Regions from separate parts of the Homo sapiens genome. Here region 2 is linked to region 1. A link is a contact called in ENCODE Hi-C or POLR2A ChIA-PET data. All regions are on one chromosome and are shown on one strand. Each heading gives the region's core, a stretch centred on a gene start or an enhancer-like site at or near the end of the contact. The rest is flanking DNA. Distances are from core to core; before and after follow the strand shown.

Region 1 (4,107 bases), core at 1,058-3,557:
AAAAACTGAAAGGGCAACAAAGCAGAAAAAGGATACATGAAAAGAAGAAAAAGAGGAAAAAGGAAGATTCTTTCTGGGCTAGGCATTCCCAAGAACCTCAGCTGGGGGCCTCTCCAGTATGGTCCTAGATTCAGATCCACACAAATTTGGGATTTGTAAAGTAACTTAACTGCATAGTGTCACTCACTGAAATCACTCTATCTTGAATAGAGTTTACGGGATTTTCTGATTATCACATCTACTTAAACCCAATATTACTTTTCCTTTATCTAAGCCATGGGTTTCATAATTCCAGAGTTTTCAGGACATAATATTCAGTTGCCTCTCTTTCATGCCCACCTAAAGACAATCTTGAACAATGTGTTTAAGACTCATTAAGGTTTAGTCTTTTTCCCTTTAAAAACTATGTAGAGAAAGAAAGCTGATAGTTGAAGGATGATGAAAGTAATACTTTTACTCTTGCAAGCTTGCCTTTAGTAACTCACAACTTACACTTTTCTCCTTCCTGTAGTGAAAGCGAAGTTTAGTAGAAAAAGTCAATAATTTGGCATCCTGATTCCATCACTTAGTGCTATGTGATGTTGAGCAAATTGCTTTAAAAGCCTGGAGCCTCAGATTTCAAAACTGTAACTGGGGATATTAAATGGAGATAATGAATAACCACCTTGCAGAGTTATTAGGAGTGAAATGAATTAAAGGACTCACCAAGCTAGTATATAAGCTCCAGAGAAGAGGAACAGTGAATGTCTTTTTTACTGTCTATTCTTGCTGGCATGAAAACGCACATAGCAGCTCAATAATATTTTTTAAATGAACAAATAAATTCAGTGTCCCCTTTCTCTCATCAACCTTAATCCTTCTTCCATAATCATGTTTTTCTTTCTGTCTTCTATTATTTTCTAAAGCTTTCTGGGCATTCTATTTTGTCCTCTTATGTATTTTCTTCCCTCATATCGGCTATCGTCAACTATACACCATTCAGAGAAAGTACCTTTCTAAGTAAGTTATCTCCCTAATACCACCTACTCTCCATATCGAATGCGATGAGGGTGGAGGGGATAGTCAAAACATAAGATTCAAGGCCGGACGCGGTGGCTCACGTCTGTAATCCCAGTACTTTGGGAGGCCGAGGCGGGTGGATCACCTGAGGTCAGGAGTTCAAGACCAGCCTGGCCAACATGGTGAAACCCCGTCTCTACTAAAAATACAAGAATTAGCAGGGTGTGGTGGCGCATGCCTGTGATCCCAGCTACTAGGGAGGCCAGAGGCAGGAGAATCGCTTGAACCCGAGAGGCAGAAGTTGCAGTGAGCCGAGATGATGCCATTGCACGCCAGCCTGGGCAACAGGGCGAGACTCCGTCTCAAAAAAAAAACCACACACACACACACACACACACACACAACCACGTAAGATTCACAGCAATTCATCTACTTTTCCACGGCCACCAACTCATGTTAACAACAGTGAAGCCCTGAACCCAGAATGTAACTGTAAGGGGACACTGCACTATCACTTGTCTCTCTTCGCTGACAAGAGTCTCGCGTGTAGGAAATCCTTGGCTCTCAAAAGTTAAGGCGTCGTTTGAGCTCGCCTCCCGCTAAATAGAGGGGTGCGTCCCTTGAATGAGACACACAACCTGAACCGACTGGAGGGATTTCGGACCCCCTGGTGTTGCCCGAGGGCTGGTCACTTTTGGACCTGTCCCGGCTCCTCTGGCCACTCCTCCGAGGAAGCAGAGCTCTTCAATCCCTGGAGGGAAGCTAAGGGGTGCGGCCGGCTACAGGGCCTTGGTGGGACAGTGTAAAGTCCATGACAACATATGAAGACAGCATGAACCGCAAGACTGGACCTTTTAAGCCATGACTACGATCACCCTTACCCGCTCACAACCATGCTGGACCCCACTACCGCTTAATAGCGGACCCTAAGAAAGAAACTTGGCTCACCCCCAACCCATAAATCAGACAGCTAGTTTCTATTTATTGGCTGCGCCCCTCTCTCCCTCACCCTCATTGGCTATCCGAGACGTAAAACCCTCCCCAACAAGGGAACCCTCGCGTACGGCGGCACCCCCAGACTAGCAACCTCAACTCAGCCACCTAAAACCCCGGTCCCCCACCTCCACCCAGGAAACGCGGCCCCGAGGCGCCTGGAGCTGTGCCCTCCAAGGACTCACCGTGTAGTAGGAGAGCAGTCCTGCATTGTAGTCCAGCACGAACCAACGGTACTGCCAGCCCTTCATCACGTTAGTCCATTTGCTCAGCGGCCCTTCCATGATGGACGCCATCTTGGGAGCCGCCAATGACAACAAACGGCCTGACGTCACTCGCCTATATGGCATTCAGCATGCGGGGGGCGGGGCCGCAGGGGGCGGGGCGGGTCCTGGGCGGGTCCTGGGCGGTGCCGGCAGATGCTCCAGCGATCAAGTCAAACACGCTTTCTTAGGGCGCCTATTGTGTGTAGGACTCCATGCCACGGATGCGAGAATGCAAACGTGAATACTGCTATTAAGATTATTTATAATCTGTCATGGGATTAGAGTAAAGAAAAAAGATTATGAACATATTAATAAATAATTTTACTGGCCATGATACCTTCCACTTCCAAAAGATTTCATATCTGATATTCATTTATGCATTCATTCCACAAATCCATTCATTTAATAAATATTCGCTGTTTTGTGCTAGGCATTCTTCTAGACATTGGGGATACAACAGAGCCTTCATGACAGGTGAGGGGAATGGTAAAATAAATAGTAAATTATATCGTACATTAAAAAATCATAAATGCTATGGAGAAAAACATAAGCAAGGAAGGAGAGAGCGCTGGGACTGCTATTTTAAATTCCCAAACAGGGAAGGCCTGAGTGAAAAGGTAACTTTTAAGCAAAGACCTGAAGAAAGCGAAGGAGGGAGCCTGGTGGAAGAGCCTTCCAAGACGAAGGAATAGCAAATGCAAAGACCAAATGTTAGGAGTGAGCGTGGCATCTTGAGGGATCAACAAGGAGGTCAGTGTGCGTGGAGCAGTGAGCCAGGGAGAAAGTGGTGGGAGATAAGGTCAAAGAAGTAGGGATAGATCACTAACAGCCTACAGGGGCAATTTAAGCATTTATTGGCTGGGCGCGGTGGCTCGCACCTGTTATCCCAGCACTTTGGGTGGCCGAGGCAGGCAGATCACTTGAGATCAGGCGTTCGAGACCAGCCTGGCCAACATGGTAAAAGCCCATCTCTACTAAACATACAAAAATTATCTGGGCGTGGTGGCGCACCCTGTAGTCCTAGCTGAGGCACAAGAATCACTTGAACCTCGGAGCCGAGATTGCATCACTGCACTCCAGCCTGGGTGACAGAGCCAAATTCTCTCTCACACAAAAAAAAAAAAAAAAAAAAAAAAACCAAAGGATTTATTGACCACCTACTATATCTAGGCACTGTTGGAGGTCCTGGGAATACAGCAGTGAATAAGCTCTCTCAGAGCTTAAATTCTGTGGTGAAAGCAAACACTAAACAAGTAAACAAGAAAAATATCCAATACTGATTAACACTGCAAATAATTTAATAAATTATTTTAATAGGAAGTCAGTGGGTAGCTAATTTATAGGGGGTGGTTATAGGGCAGGCCTCTTAGGAAGTGGCTTTAAACTTAGATATGGAGGATAAGAAAAGGCCAGCCGTGCAAATATCAAGAGAAAGAGCTAAAAAGGAAACTAAAAGATGAGGCACTAGCTGGAAACGGAGGTGTGGTCAAGGGAAGGGCTTTCTTTGTCCTTTTTTAAAATTATTATTTAGATCGAAGACACTAGAGAATATTACTTTGCTGATTTTCAAGAGAGGGAAAAACTGGGGACATCCTAGAGAAAAGAGAGAATAGCAGCAGTGAAGCCCTTCATAAGATTGAGACCTCTTTTTGTGTTGGCAAAACACTGGAATAAAATACAAAAAAAGAAAGAAAGGAAAAGACTGAGACCCCAAGCCCAAGTGCAAAGGTTGACTTTTGATACTAGCAGAGATACTTTATCCAAAGTAACAAGAAAGAAGAGCAGAGAGTATGGGTTCAGATGCCAGTGGATCAGTAGTTAGATGGTATAGAAATGAATGAGTTTCTGT
Region 2 (4,232 bases), core at 1,261-3,760, 330 kb after region 1:
GGTACATTTGCTTACTGACAGCATTTTTGTTAAAACTGTTATTCTTGACCTGTTGTGTATGCGTTAGATTCTTCAGTTAAGAGAAAAGAGATATTTAAGTGATAAAATTTATGCCCTTAAGGGATCGTGCATCATGTATTTCAATAAAATATGTGTTGCATGAATCCTTAGGCCAGGCAGAAAGTCTTGATCAGAAGCCACACGGCCTATGTATGTTTTATTTAGACCACACAATGTTTTAAACTTTTTGAATAAGTTACCAGCATTCACAAATGGGGAGATTTTACAGATGAATCTGGTTCCTGGCCTGTAATTTAAAAACAAACAAACAAAAATGGCAACATTGAGCCTCATTCCCATGAGGCAACAATCAGCTAGAGCTAAGTCCAGGCTACTTTAAACACTTCTGTTACCTTTCTGGCCCCTAAAAGCATCTGAATTTGCAACCTCTAGGATTGTTAAAGTGAGAACTCAGGTTCAATGACCAACACCAGGTTTTACTCTTCACTTTCTGATGTCAGCACACTTCAACCTAACCATTTCCCCGTAGGGAAAATCATGCACACAGTAAAAATATTCATCTGTGAAAACGTTACTCCCCAAATGCATGAATGCAGTTTCTACGAGAGAAGAACCAGTTAAACTTTCCAATCTTCTAGGATTGCTGTATTTAACAAACACGAGTATCTGCCAAGGGTCTGGGTTAATATATAAAGATCCAGTCGGTCGGGCACGATGGCTCACGCCTGTAATCCCAGCACTTTGGGAGGTTGAGGTGGGTGGATCATGAGGTCAGGAGATCGAGACCATCCTGACCAATATGGTGAAACCTCGTCTCTACTAAAAATTAAAAAATTAGCTGGGCGTGGTGGCGCATGCCTGTAGTCCCAGCTACTTGGGCAGGAGAATCGCTTGAACCCAGTAGGCAGAGGTTGCAGTGAGCTGAGATCGTGTCATTGTACTCCAGCCTGGCGACAGAGGGAGACTCCATCTCAAAAAAAAAAAAAAAAGATCCAGTTGACCAGCCTCCTATGGGTGACATCGAATGAAGTAATGGGTTTTAGGCAAAATATATTATTAGGAAAAAAAGCAAAAAAACCCTCACCCAAGATTATCTTTTCCAATGAGTATTGTCAGAGTAGAAATGCTATGAAAAAAAAATCTCTCATATTATTAGAATGAAACAAAAGAATGTCCTCCATAGAGAGTAATCCCTTTGCAAGCTATCTCTTCTCCAAAGCCTGGATGCTGGGAGACCAACCTGTTTCTAGGCTCCTGGACAGGACAGGGTGAGCGGGTAGAGACAGGCTGCAGGAGGACAGGCCTCCATGGCTTCCCCACATGTTGGAATGTTGCCTGCTGCTGTATCAAAGCAGCACTACTCACAGGACACCAAACACATACTTTGGAAAATTGCAGTTTACAAAAAAACTCATTTCGGGTGCTTTTTTTTTTTTTTTTTTTTTTGAGACAGTCTCGCTATGTCACCAGGCTGGAGTGCAGTGGCGCGATCTCAGCTCACTGCAACCTCTGCCTCCCGGGTTCAAGCAATTCTCCTGCCTCAGCCTCCTGAGTAGCTGGGATTACAGGCATGCGCCACCATGCCCAGCTAATTTTTGTATTTTTAGTAGAGATGGGGTTTCACCATGTTGGCCAGGATGGTCTCGATCTCCTGACCTCGTGATCCACCTGCCTTGGCCTTCCAAAGTGCTGGGATTACAGGCATGAGCCACCACGCCCGGCCACGGGTGCTTTCATTTTAAAATTTGGTCAAGATGATTTCCTCGTCAACATTTGCTGTTTATTTCCTCCTGGGCTTTGTTAATTAATCCTATGTCACTTTTACCTCTGCTGCCCTGATAAGATAAATCAGTGGGTTTTGCCTCCTGTACCCCACCTGCAAATTCTGAGATAATCTATCAAATATATACATATACATACATATGTGAAGGACAATGAAAACACTGGGTTTCTAACATCACCACATCCTTATGCAAGGGCGTTTTCAAGAAAGTGAAAATTCTGTCATAGGCTCTCAATGTCTTATTTGAGTCATCTGTGGTCACTGCTTCTCTAATAGTGCAGACCTTCCCAGCACATCTGCCATGGAGAGGCCACAGATCAGGTGGAAGGTTTGAGCCTGGAAATAAGGAGACCTGAATTCCAGTCCTGACTTTGCTACTGATTTTCAAAGTAACCTTGGGAAAGTCACAGATCCTCTAAAAATGAGCAATTTGGACAAGATTAAGGCTCTTTCCTGCCTTCTACAGTTTCTTTATGGGTTTTCATCTGCAAAATGAGGCAACAGATACACTTCCCTACCTTTCTGCCAAAGCCTTGTGTCCCTAAGCAATTCAACCAGAAATAATAGACTTCTTAGGGGCTCTACAGTAGCCAGAACACCCAGAGAGCAAGTAATCCTCATTTAGAGAAAGTCTAAATCCTGTGCCCCAAGATGAATTCAGTTGTTAGGGAAGTAGCAATGATGTAACATGATCTGAACAGGTCCTTGGCAACAGAAAGTCTACCTCAGCCTCTCACTGATCACAGGCCCTCAGAATGGCAGAGTGGCTTCTAGCAGTGTGCTGGGCCCTCAGCTCTCCCATGGGTTGGCAGGTTGCCCTATTCCTTATCTCTTGAGCCAGAATGGGAGTGTTTCCAAGACAGTTATCATTCACAGCAGAAAGCCACAACCTGACATCAAAGCCAGGATCCTAAAAGGCCAACACCAACTCAAGATTTGGCTGAGGTCCAGGTGGGAGATTCCCAAGTGAAGAATGGCACCAAGAGGTTTTAAGAAAGCCCCAGTGTGCTGAGTACTAGAACCATTCAAGGAATCAAATCCAGACCCTTTCCTCTGGAGTTACTCCCAAGATCATTTCTTCTAAGATGATGGGAGTCAACAGTCTTTTCCTTGTTTACTTCAAATTTAAAGCCTAACAGTGCCTTCTCAACATCCTCAGCATCATCACACTAATTCAGTAATAAATGAGAGGTGTCTGGATTCTGCAATCCAAGCAGCAAATGGGAACTTCTCACGCCCACCCTCAGATGCAGCCTTCCAAGGTCGGAAAGTGCCTTCTGCTCGGGTTAGCACGGCTCCTTTGAATTCCAGTGCAAAGTTCATTACTGATTAATAGGCTAGGTCCACAAACAAGAAACCTCATTTGGGGACTCGAAAACTCCATCTCTAAATGAGTAATCTATGACTGCTTCCACTGTATAAAGTCAACTGTTAAGTGACAAAATAAGAATAGAGCCCTTTGGGAAGACATAGAATGAACTATTGAAGGTCTCTATGGACTGTTAAAAGTTCATGTTTGGCTGGGCGTGGTGGTTCACGCCTGTAATCCCAGCACTTTGGGACGCCGAGGCAGGTGGATCACAAGGTCAGGAGATTGAGACCATCCTGGCCAACATGGTGAAACTCGGTCTCTACTACAAATACAAAAATTAAGTGGGCGTGGTGGCAGGCACCTGTAGTCCCTGCTACTCAGGAGGCTGAGGCAGAATTGCTTGAACCCGGTTGGTGGAGCTTGCAGTGAGCCGAGATCGCGCCTCTGCACTCCAGCCTGGGTGACAGAGCGAGACTCTGTCTAAAAAAGAAAAAAAAGTGGATGTTTAATCAGAGACATCACAGCTAATGTCTCACAAATGACTAGATCAGGTTTGTTTTTCTTCCTCCACATTAAACACTCCAGAACATCAGACACCAATATGCTCTGGGGAAAAGAATAAAAGCTAGTATTTATTAAATACTCATTATGTGCCAGTTGCTATTCTAAGTACTTTACATTTATTTAATCCTCATAATATTTACATAATCCTATGAAGTGGGGCCATTGTCATTTTGCAGATGGCAAAACTGAGGCACAGGTAAATAAGTTGCCTAAGATCACACAACGATTATGCAGCAGTAAGATTTGAAGACAGGCTGCTGAACTCTAAAGCCTGTACTTTGCTACACTGTTGGTCAAGCTGTAAAATCCTGTGTAAAGTTAGACCCAGCTTATACTGACTCTTGGGCCACTGTGAAAATGGAAGAAGTACTGACTAATAGCTCAACCGCTGGAGATGCTTGGCTGCAAACACATGGAGCATGTCTTTGTGGCATGGCTCCCTTTGGCACTTGGCATCATGAAGTAGGGAGAGGGCCTAACTTGCAAAAAGCCAAAAGAAAAGCAATCCTTAAACAACAGTATTTGCTCAGAAAATCATCGAGGGATGATGGA

What was found. A loop is a pair of places that touch in the nucleus more often than their neighbours do. ChIA-PET counts read pairs that join two places held with the same protein, here RNA polymerase II (POLR2A). Pooled maps may share reads with other maps.
Region 2: a loop to region 1 is called in a pooled map, with 5 times the contacts of the local background. The contact joins the enhancer-like site here to the promoter of OSBPL9 in region 1. A Hi-C loop is called at or near these places in 1 of 37 single-sample maps with no recorded cell type and 3 of 50 pooled maps. POLR2A ChIA-PET finds 5 or more read pairs at or near these places in 1 of 52 experiments (PC-3).

Annotation. Positions count from the first base shown.
Region 1 is chr1:51,615,292-51,619,398 of GRCh38, reverse strand. It overlaps OSBPL9 (oxysterol binding protein like 9), which reads right to left and starts at 2,307. Exons shown (of 24, transcript NM_024586.6): 1 at 2,178-2,307. The coding sequence starts at 2,288. LOC105378719 (a long non-coding RNA gene) reads left to right here. Exons shown (of 3, transcript XR_947339.4): 2 at 2,689-2,732. RefSeq lists enhancers at 794-1,701, 1,702-2,610.
Region 2 is chr1:51,283,074-51,287,305 of GRCh38, reverse strand. TTC39A (tetratricopeptide repeat domain 39A) reads left to right here. Exons shown (of 18, transcript NM_001297663.2): 18 at 1-48. Among named protein-coding and RNA genes, the nearest start is that of TTC39A-AS1, 44 kb to the left of the region's middle. Within about 2 kb of position 2,510, at least 2 of the 41 ENCODE cell types and tissues checked have a DNase peak (open chromatin) inside an H3K27ac peak, as active enhancers do.